2 separate regions of the Homo sapiens genome follow, and region 2 is linked to region 1. A link is a contact called in ENCODE Hi-C or POLR2A ChIA-PET data. All regions are on one chromosome and are shown on one strand. The core of a region is the stretch at or near the end of the contact, and the rest is flanking DNA. Distances in the headings are between cores, read along the strand shown. Region 1 has its middle 56 kb from the start of ATP2A2. Region 2 has its middle 13 kb from the start of ATP2A2.

The links. Hi-C counts contacts between places; a loop is a spot of excess contacts on that map. ChIA-PET counts read pairs that join two places held with the same protein, here RNA polymerase II (POLR2A). Pooled maps may share reads with other maps.
Region 2: a loop to region 1 is called in a map of PC-9, with 5 times the contacts of the local background. The contact joins two enhancer-like sites. A Hi-C loop is called at or near these places in 10 of 168 maps with a recorded cell type or tissue (MCF 10A, PC-9, adrenal gland and 6 more), 2 of 37 single-sample maps with no recorded cell type and 9 of 50 pooled maps. POLR2A ChIA-PET finds 5 or more read pairs at or near these places in 11 of 52 experiments (A549, AG04449, AG04450 and 8 more).

What each region holds. Positions count from the first base shown.
Region 1 is chr12:110,222,558-110,227,764 of GRCh38, reverse strand. No RefSeq gene overlaps it. Among named protein-coding and RNA genes, the nearest start is that of ATP2A2, 56 kb to the left of the region's middle. RefSeq lists an enhancer at 3,519-4,019. Within about 2 kb of position 3,049, at least 14 of the 41 ENCODE cell types and tissues checked have a DNase peak (open chromatin) inside an H3K27ac peak, as active enhancers do; they include adrenal gland, where a contact is called at or near this core.
Region 2 is chr12:110,265,211-110,270,417 of GRCh38, reverse strand. No RefSeq gene overlaps it. Among named protein-coding and RNA genes, the nearest start is that of ATP2A2, 13 kb to the left of the region's middle. RefSeq lists an enhancer at 716-1,318. Within about 2 kb of position 2,962, at least 13 of the 41 ENCODE cell types and tissues checked have a DNase peak (open chromatin) inside an H3K27ac peak, as active enhancers do; they include adrenal gland, where a contact is called at or near this core.

The DNA.
Region 1 (5,207 bases), core at 1,800-4,299:
TTTTCTCTCTCTCTTTCTCTTTTCCTTTTTTTTTTTTTTTTTGAGACAGAGTCTCACTCCATCACCCAAGCTGAAGTGTAGTGGTGCGATCTCGGCTCACTGCAACCTCTGCCTTCTGGGTTCAAGCGATTCTCGTGTCTCAGCCTCCCGAGTAGCTAGAATTACAGGCGCGCGTCACTACTCTGGGTAATTTTTATATTTTTAGTAGAGACAGGGGTTTTGCCATGTTGGCCAGTTTGGTCTCAAACCCCTGACCTCAAGTGATCTGCCCGGCCTTGGTCTCCCAAAGTGCTGAGATTGCAGGTGTAAGCCACCGTGCCCAGCTTTTTCTAATGGAAACTTCTTTGATTTTTGAAATATCATATACTTTCAGAAAATCTGTAGTGCATGTTTGCCTACTGGCTAATCCAGCACTGATTTGTTGGTTACATCGCTTATCTTGATAACTGGACTTTAAGCTGCTTAAAAGTGACAGCCATGCTTTTCTTGCTCAATATACTTGCTATAGAGCTGGATAAGGGAGTGGTGGGTGATGAATACTTGCTGGTTTCACTCCTGCTGTTCTGCCATGTTCTCCCATTCATCTGTCCACATCTTACCCATCCTTCCAGGCCCAGATCAGTTCCTACCTCTTTGATAAAGCCTCCTTGACTCTACTCTTCTTTGACCTTCTGCTCTTCCCTATAGCTCCAATTTGATTGAATTTCTATTGCTCCACAAAATTTAGTACTTGGTTATTACTTCTTGATGTGTTTACTGTTGTTTAATATATAGTCGTGTTAACAACAGGGGCCACACTTATATTTTTACTGCACCTTTTCATTCAGTCTGAGTGTCCAGCACATTACAGAACTCAAGAGCTTGATACATAATATGAATTCTTTCCCCATCTCCCATGCACCTGTGTAACTTACCGAGCCCTACTAGACTTCTTGTCCTTTCCTTCACATGCTGTATCCTTAAATGCCTTTATGTCTTCACTTTTCCCATGCCTATCAACATCTTAACTCATCCTTACAAATCAGCTCAAGTTCCATCTCCTCTGTTAATCTTTCCACAATCCCCCATCAGTACTAATTGCTGCTTCCTCTGAGCTCCCTGTTCTTTGTACACACAGCACTTATTTTGCTGCATAATATTTGAGTCTTCTAAACTGTGAGGTCTTTGAGAGCAAAAACTAGGTCATGTTCAATTTCTATTTTAGCACTTAGCACAGTGTCAGGCACACAAGATAACAAATATTCGCATCAAAATAAATGAGTGGACTTTTAATTTCATTCTCCTATTAATCAAGTATTATCTTGTTAATTTCTTTGGTTAAGAAAGAAATTGCCTGTTGGTATTTTCACAGAAAAAGACAAGAAATATCTATAAAACTGTTCAACAGATTCTGGATTTAACCGAATTTGATAAATTTTGTGGTTTTGCTTAATTACCTTATTGTATTTTAATCTTTTTTAATTTTTTTAATTTTTATTTTTTGAGACAGAATCTCGCTCTGTCACCCAGACTGGAGTGCAGTGGCACAATCTTGGTTCACTGCAACCTCTGCCTCCAGGGTTCAAGCGGTTCTCCTGCCTCAGCCTCCCAAGTAGCTGGGACTACAGGCGTGCACCACCACACTCGGCTAATTTTTTGTATTTTTAGTAGAGACAGGGTTTCACCATGTTGGCCAGGCTGGCCTCAAATTCCTGGGCTCAAGTGATTCTCTTGCCGTAGCCTCCCGAAGTGCTAGGATAAGGCATGAGCACCACACCCAGCTGTATTTCTTTCTTTCTTTTTTTTTTTTTCTCCAGACGGAGTCTAGCTCTGTCGCCCAAGCTGGAGTGCAGTGGTGTGACCTCGACTCACTGCAACCCAGGCGGAGGCCTCCTGGGTTCAAGATTCTCCTGCCTTAGCCTCCCAAGTAGCTGGGATTATAGGCACCTGCCACCACGCCCAGCTAATTTTTGTGTTTTTAGTAGAGATGGGGTTTCACTGGGTTGGTCAGGCTGGTCTGGAACTTCTGACCTCATGATCCGCCCACCTCAGCCTCCCAAAGTGCTGAGATTACAAGCGTGAGCCACCGTGCCTGGCCACCCAGCTGTATTTCAATCTTTAAGTTTCATTCCAGCATTGTTCATAAAGTGAAAAACTGGAGTTGATCTAAATGTCCAGCAATTGGAGACATGCATGATTTTAACACACAGATAGATTTAAATGATAACCCTATAAAGTTTCAGTTTGCTCTGTATTTAAAACTACTACTCATTTCTTTCATTCATTTACTGAACATTTATTTTCAGTATAATTCCCTCATCTGGTTGGTTGAGGTTACTTTTAACCATTTAGTAAAGTTTATTCTTTAGGTATAGTAAGCAAACACATTTTTTAAAAAAAGGTACTATAATTTTATAATAAGCACTAAAAATTATTTCATACCATAACTCATAAACAGACATCAATCTGTTTGCTTATATACAATAGGTATATACATGGGTCACACTGCAATATAAGTACTTAAGAGCACAGGTTTTGGATCCTGGCTCTGCCACAATCATTAGTTGTATAATATTGTGAAAGTCTCTCTGTGCTTCAGTTCCCTTATCTATAAAATGCGGATAATTGCAGCTGCCTCATAAGGTTATTGTGAGAGTTATGTTAGTTCTACACATATAAAGCATTTAGGACAGTGCCTGGTACAAATGGAGTGCTCAGTACCAGGTTATTTGCTTGAATCACTCATGATCATGGTCGTGATTAGAGCTTCAGGGAATAAAATTTGTTAAATCTTGCTTTGCATAACTGAAGTTCATAAAAAGTCCTTTGTAAGTCTGCTTCAGTTTCAGAACCAATAACTTAATTAGGTTGTGCTCTAACAATGAAACAGGCTCCCTCATGAGGAGTGAGCCGCATTGCGGGTACACTACTATGGCTGGAAAGTGATTCGCTACATGCGCTACAGAACTGATTTCCACACTGGAGAGAGGTTGGAAGAGATCCCTCAAAGCTCCTGATCTAATAAATGATTATATGAATCATTCTGAGGTTCCTTTCAAGCTCCAAAATTCTATGACTGTTTACCAGGATATCGCATGCAGCATTAAGCAGCCAAGCCAGGAACCTGCTGTTACACTCTGAACTGAGGTGTAAACACATACTTTCACCGAAAAACAAAAATCTTTAATTTCTTCCTGTGCTCGGAATAGTGAATTTCCATAGCAGTAAACCAAGTTTGGTGACTCAAGCCTCTCAGCAATTCTGGAAAGGAAATTGTGAAAATATCGATGTTTGCCAAGAAAGTACTTCCAGTTTGCCAAAAGAGGGAGCATAGGAGCAGAAAGCATATGTTTGTCCAAGTCTCTTAAAAATACTTATTTGGGATCTGTGTTTTATTTTTTGATTTCTTTTGCAAGGATGGGGTGGGGCTAAACAATATTTACAGTCAACTTCTCTTTTTAAGATTATCTTAAGACAGTAGGGTCAAAGATAAAAAATACATAGATAACTTTTAATGATCCCTCTCCATCCCCCGAGACAAAACACTCATCCCAGGCCTGGCTGCCATACGCCAAGCAGCTCTAATTTAAACTGCTCTCATTAAAAGGAAGAGGAAGAGGAGCTAAGCCAGTATGAGTGGAGGAATAATTTACATATTTAATAAAGATACAGCTTTATTTCTCTCCTGGCTGCCATGAATTGTCTAAAAAAGAAAGATCTGTTGCATATGTAATCTACTCCTCACCTGTAGGTGAGTAACAATCAGTAACAATGACGTTACTGATAAAACCAAGTTTAAAGAAAGTTAATCATCAGGATGCTATCTTACCCGTTCCCTGGGGCTAAAGACTCCTTCATGCCAGACAAGATGAATGATGTAAGCACCTAGAATCCTTTGTAGAAACAAGTCATTTACTCACACTCATTAGTCACTAATATAGGGTAGAATGCCTGCATAAGACAAGGCTTCTATAAGACACACACCTGCATACAAAGTCATTTTTCTTTTTCTTTTTTCTTTTTTTTTTTTGAGATGGAGTTTCGCTCTTGTTGCCCAGGCTGGAGTGCAATGGAGCAATCTGGCTCGCTGCAACCTCCACCTCCCAGGTTCAAGTGATTCTCCTGCCTCAGCCTCCCGAGTAGCTGGGATTACAGGCATACACCACCACGCCTGGCTAATTTTGTATTTTTAGCAGAGATGGGATTTCTCCTTGTTGGTCAGGCTGGTCACGAACTCTTGACCTCAGGCGATCTGCCTGCCTTGGCCTCCCAAAGTGCTGAGATTACAAGCGTGAGCCACTGTGCCCAGCTACAAAGTCATTTTTCAATGCAAACTTTGACTTTGCCTTTGTAGAGACAGCTTTGACAAGTTATCAGTTTGCCATTTTTCATATTCAACTCAGAAGAATTCTGCAAATTTGTATATTTTTAGTTTCAGCAATATATTTAGTCTTTTATTTTACTCAAATTATAAAAAGTGCTCTGTATTGTGTTACCTTAAAAAGTTAAGAAACATACTTGGGGCCGGGCGCGGTGGCTTATGCCTGTAATCTCAGCACTTTGGGAGGCCGAGGCGGGTGAATCACCTGAGGTCTGGAGTTCAAGACCAGCTGACCAATATGGTGAAACCCCATCTCTACTAAAAATACAAAAAGTTAGCTGGCCGTGGTAGCACATGCCGGTAATCCCAGCTACTTGGGAGGCTGAGGTAGGAGAATTGCTTGAACGCGGGAGGCGGAGGTTGCAGGGAGCCAAGATCCTGCCATTGCACTCCAGCCTGGGCAAAAAGAGCAAAACTCTGTCTCAAAAAAAAAAAGAAATGGACTTGGAAAGTGCATAGATCTTACAAATTTATAAATGTTAATTAGGCAGAATAACACATTTACGTTTATTTGATAGTTTAAATGAAATTCCTTCCTTTATTATCGTCTCCTGAATTAGAGCAAAATAAGGGCAAGTATTAATCTAAAGAAAAAGGTAGGTGTTCTGCAATTTCTGGTTTTATTTCCATAGGGATTTGAACAGTATTCTAAGACCCTTCTGGTACATTCTCCAGACCTAGAAAATACATGGCTTTGGAATTCAGTTAACAGATTTATAACAGAAAGCACATTATCCTATTATAAGATTCTTCTTAAAGGGCACCATTTAAATTTGGATTGTTTCCTGAATTAATACAGAAAGCAAGATAAGCAGTGGCCTTTTGAAATTTACAATCATACAGTCAG
Region 2 (5,207 bases), core at 1,713-4,212, 43 kb before region 1:
AGCTTGTCTGACATGCCTGATCCGTTCCATCTGGGAAGATGCATCATGAACCCCATCTGGCTCCAGCAGTCTGGCTAAGGCTGAGGCTGAGGCAGCCGTGGGCTCCCAGCACACCCCCACTAGCTCCATCCCTCTCAAGCCCGCTTATCCTTCATCTTCCCCTGAAAGAAACAGATCACAGCTTCTGTCATTTGCAAGACCTCCCCTGACTCCCTATGCCCTGGCCTTTTCTGCAATCGCCTCTGCTTCTTCTCCAACTGTGGCTTCTCTGATCTCCCAGCCCTCTGCAGATGCCGTGTTGATTGGAGGCCCTCTGCAGATGGCAGGGCCCCTGTGAAAATCCAGTTCTTTCACCTGATCCTCCTGCACCACCCAGAGTATGTCCTGATTTGGGAGACAGATACACCTATTATAAGGTCCTGTCCCGTGTCTTGCAAGCTGGAGTCTAGAGGTACTGGACAATCGTTCCCGTTCTGTTAGCTGCTTCCCATCTCAACCAGTAGAGCCATGGCCTCTTTGGCCTTCAACCTTAACATTTAAATCTTCTCACGGGGGTCCAATCTGCATGGATGGGGGATGGGAGGAGTCTAAGAAAGCAGAGGCTTGGCTGGAGACGTTTGCAAACATTAGACGTTTCTCTTCCATGACTCATCGGAGGAGAGCAGTCCTCCCTCTTCCTGGAATGCAGCAAACCCATGGCCAACTCCTACCCCCACCCCATCCCCAAAATAAAACAACCCACACCTAGAGCTCTGTCCTCAGAAATCAGATTTCCCTCAAACATCTGACATGGCAACTTGGGGGCAGGGAGCATTCTGAGACCACAGAACAGCCTCTAAGAGGATTCTCTGACCTGAGGGGAGAGAGGGGGCTGCAGTCATAGCACATGTATCATTAGGATGGGTCTTTTCCAGAAAGCGCCTTCACCTTCCTGTCCTCCCCCAACCGTTCTTCTTAGTAGCCTCCCAGTATAAAACTAGGGGTAGACAACCGACCATTCCAGCAAGGCTTGATTTCATTGGTACATAAAAGGGTTCTAGAAAAAAAATAGGCTGGTGCAGATAAAAAGGAAGGAAGGAGGCAGGGTGCGGTGGATTATACCTGTAATCCCAGCACTTTGGGAGACTGAGGCGGGCGGATCACCTGAGGTAAAGTGCAGTTTGAGACCAGCCTGGTCAACATGGTGAAATCCATGTCTACTGAAAATACAAAAATTAACTGGGCATGGTGGCATGCGCCTGTAATCCCAGCTACTTGGGAGGCTGAGGCAGGAGAATCCCTTAAACTCGGGAGGCGGAGGTTGCAGTGAGCAGAGATCATGCCACTGCACTCCAGGCTGGGTGACAGAGACTCTGCCTCAAAAAAAAAAAAAAGGAAGGAAGGAGGCCGGGTGTGGTGGCTCACACCTGTAATCCCAGCACTTTGGGAGGCTGAGGTGGGCGGATCACTTGAGATCAGGACTTTGAGATGAGAGTGGCCAACATGGTGAAACCCTCTCTCTACTAAAAATACAAAAATTAGCTGGGTGTGGTGGCGCTCACCTGTAGTCCCAGTTTCTTGGGGGGCTGAGGCAGGAGAATTGCTTGAGCCCGGGAGGTGGAGGTGGCAATAAGCTGAGATTGCTCCACTGCACTCCAACCTGGGTGACACAACGAGACTCGGTCTCAAAAAATAAAAATAAATAAATAAATAAATCAAAAGAAGGAAGGGACAAAAAGGAAGACACCATTTAATAGACATGCATTTGCCATGCATGCAATGTGCTGGGACCTTTTCACATGTTGTCTTAGTGCATCCTTAGGACAAGCCTGTCTGGTACGTATCATTATCATTCCTATTTTTCCAGGTACTGAAAGTTGATTCTCAGAGAGGTTAAGTCACACAAATTAGAAATCACTATTCAATAAACATCTTTGGGAATAGAAGATTATTTGTAGGGAGAAGAATTAGCTTGGATCTATTTCTAACACCATGAAATGCAATCCGGCTGGGCGCTGTGGCTCATGCCTGTAATCCCAGAACTTTGGGAGGCTGAGGTGGGTGGATCACCTGAGGTCAGGAATTTGAGACCAGCCTGGCCAACATAGTGAAGCCCCGTCTCTACTAAAAATACAAAAAACTAGCCAGGCAGGCATGGTGGCAGGTGCCTGTAGAGGCAGGAGAATCGCTTGAACCCGGGAGGCAGAGGTTGCAGTGAGCTGAGATCGCACCACTGCTTGGGCAGCAAGAGTGAAACTCTGTCTCAAAAAAGAAAAGAAAAGAAATGCAATACATTTCATATTGGAAAGAGTGTTAAACATTTTTTTAAAAGTCTGTAAAACAATGAAAAGAAGCAACAAAACTATATAGGTGTGGAGGTCAAAGTGGGTGGATCACTTGAGGTCAGGAGTTTGAGACCAGCCTGGCCAACATGGCGAAACCCTGTCTCTACTAAAAATACAAAAATTAGCGGGGCTTGGTGGCACATGCCCATAATCCCAGCTACTTGGGAGGCTGAGGCAGGAGAATCATTTGAACCCGGGAGGTGGAGGTTGCAGTGAGCCGAGATCACGGCACTACACTCCAGCCTGGGTGACAGAGCAAGACTCCATTTCAAAAAAAAAAAAAAGTAGATAGGTGAGGAGGGGAGAGAAAACTTCTAAGTACTTCAGGTATAGAAACACTTTAAATTTGCATAATAAAATGTTATAAAACAAATGGAGGGAATGTATGCATGGGGTTTTAGAAAGAAACTAGACGACTCCTGGAAAACCTTTTAATGCTAGGAATCTGTGATTCTCTGACTGCGCAGAAGCACTCAGAGACCCACAAAGATTTTTATTATAGCAAATATCTCCTCAACTGGTTCTTGGACCAGTTTAATTTCCTGATCCCAGATCTGTCCCTACTCCCCGCTGTGGCAAGGGGAGAGAGGATCATTCTGAGTCACGAAATGCAGCCCTGTCCAGGGTGGGGAAGGGACAGCTGCTTAATTTGCAGCACATGTTGCTGAGAAAAGTGGTAAAGCAGAGTTCCCCTTCCACTGAAAGCTGCACAAGGAGGCTTCCGCCAGCTGAATGCAGTGACCTGAGCTGGAATTCTGCCAGGACAGTGGGATTAACTTCCCAAGTGCTGGCCAAAAAGGGCCCCGGGATTTTTATTTTTATTCATTTTCCATTACAACTGCACAGCAACGCAAACAAGCCCCACAACAATGTGAGCCACCAAGAGTCATTTTCCTTTGCTGGGTGCCATGTCAATACCACACATCTTGCTGACCTCATTTTACCGAAGTTTTAAGATGGGGAGCTTGATTACTTACTTCCCTGCTGACGATAATGGGAGAAAGGCATTGTGATTGCCCAATTAAAGCTGTATGCTTTAAAGGCGAAATAAAGCAACACATGCACACGGAGTCCACTGTACCCAGGGATAATAATTTAATGGGAAGTCAGTGGAAATCCAAGAAAATATAGGTCTAGCTCCCCAAGTCCCCTAAGATCAGGGGCCCAGAGGCACAGGGATTGGAGGAGATCTGACCACAGGCAATTAAATGTCAATTAAAAAGGGGGTCCAGTGGGGAGGGAAGGTAAAGGGCTTAGTGCATTAGAACCAGGCTCCAGGCTAATGAGACTCCTCAGAGAGGGCTTTGCACATGTTAGACAGGGGGTGTGTTTTAACTTGTGATTTGCCCTGTTTTTCCAGTCACATGATTCAATATTATCACAGTCTTCAAAACATCACCTTTTGGAAAACGTGGAGAGACAAATTCAGAGAATTGCAGGCACCAGGTAATACTGTATGCTCTTAGGCAAGCTACTTAATCTGTGTCCCTATTTCCTCAATTATAAAGAGTGGATAATTGAATCTACCTCATGTAGTTTTCGTGTGAGTTACATGAGAGACTGTGCATGTGATGTGCCTTGCACGTGGCTGGCAGCACTAGTAGAGAGACATTGCAGGCACCTTCATCTTAGGCTGATCTTAAGGCCCAGCCCTCCTAAAACGTAAACCATTTGATTTAATCTTGTAACAACAAACATATCCATTAACGTTATGGAAGATACAGAGACATTATTGAAGGTATAGAGGCTTCAAATTCCCGCCACCCCCGTTTTTAAAACTAAGACACATTTCAGGCACAGAAAAAAGTACAATAATAATATAATAAACACTCATCTATGCACCATTTAGAAATAAAACATTATTGTTAGAACTGAAGTTCCTTGTATGTTCCTTGAAACTCATTCTCGACCTTTCTTTCCCAGTGGTAACCTCTATCCTGAACTTGGGGTTTATCATTCTCATGCATATTCTTGTATTTTTACTATAGATAAGTATATCCACAAACAACAATGGGCTAGGCGTGGTGACTCACACCTGTAATCCCAGCACTTTGGGAGGCCGAGGTGGGTGGATCACACGAGGTCAGCAGTTCGAGACCAGCCTGGCCAACATGGTGAGACCCCATCTCTACCAAAAAAAATCAAAAATTAGCTAAGTGTGGTGGCGCTTGCATGTAATCTCAGCTAGTCGGAAGACTGAGGCAGAATTGCTTGAATCTGGGAGGTGGAGGTTGCAGTGAGCCGAGATAGTGCCACTGCACTCCAGCCTGGGCGACAGAGCGAGAGTCTGTCTCAAAACAAACAAAAACAAAACAAAACAATGCAAACTGTATTATCTGGTATTTTTCATAGTTTACACAAAACTTACAAATTTTGTACATATCCGGCATTTTGTTTTGTTTTACTCACTATTATGTTTTTTAAAATTTTTATTTATTTATTTATTTATTTATTTATTTATTTATTTATCTTTTTGAGACAGAGTCTTCTCTATCACCCATGAGCAATCTCTGTTCACTGCAACCTCTGCCCCTCAGGCTCAAGCAATCGCCTCAGCCTCCCGAGTAGCTGGGATTACAGGCATGCCCCACCACATCCGGCTAATTTTTGCATTTTTTTGTAGAGATGGGGCTTCTCCATGTTGCTCAGGCTGGTCTCGAACTCCTGAGCTCAAGTGATCTGCCTTCTTCGACCTCCCAGATTACTGGGATTACAGGCGTGAGCCACTGCGCCTGGCCTGGGGTTTTTTTTTTTTTTGTAGGTTTATTCATATAAAGCTAAAAATACAAGTGTAGATACATGTAACTCTAGTGACTTCCATTTTCTTGCTTTATAGTTACATATATATTTAAAATAAACAAGTAAAAGGACAGAGAAAAAGCT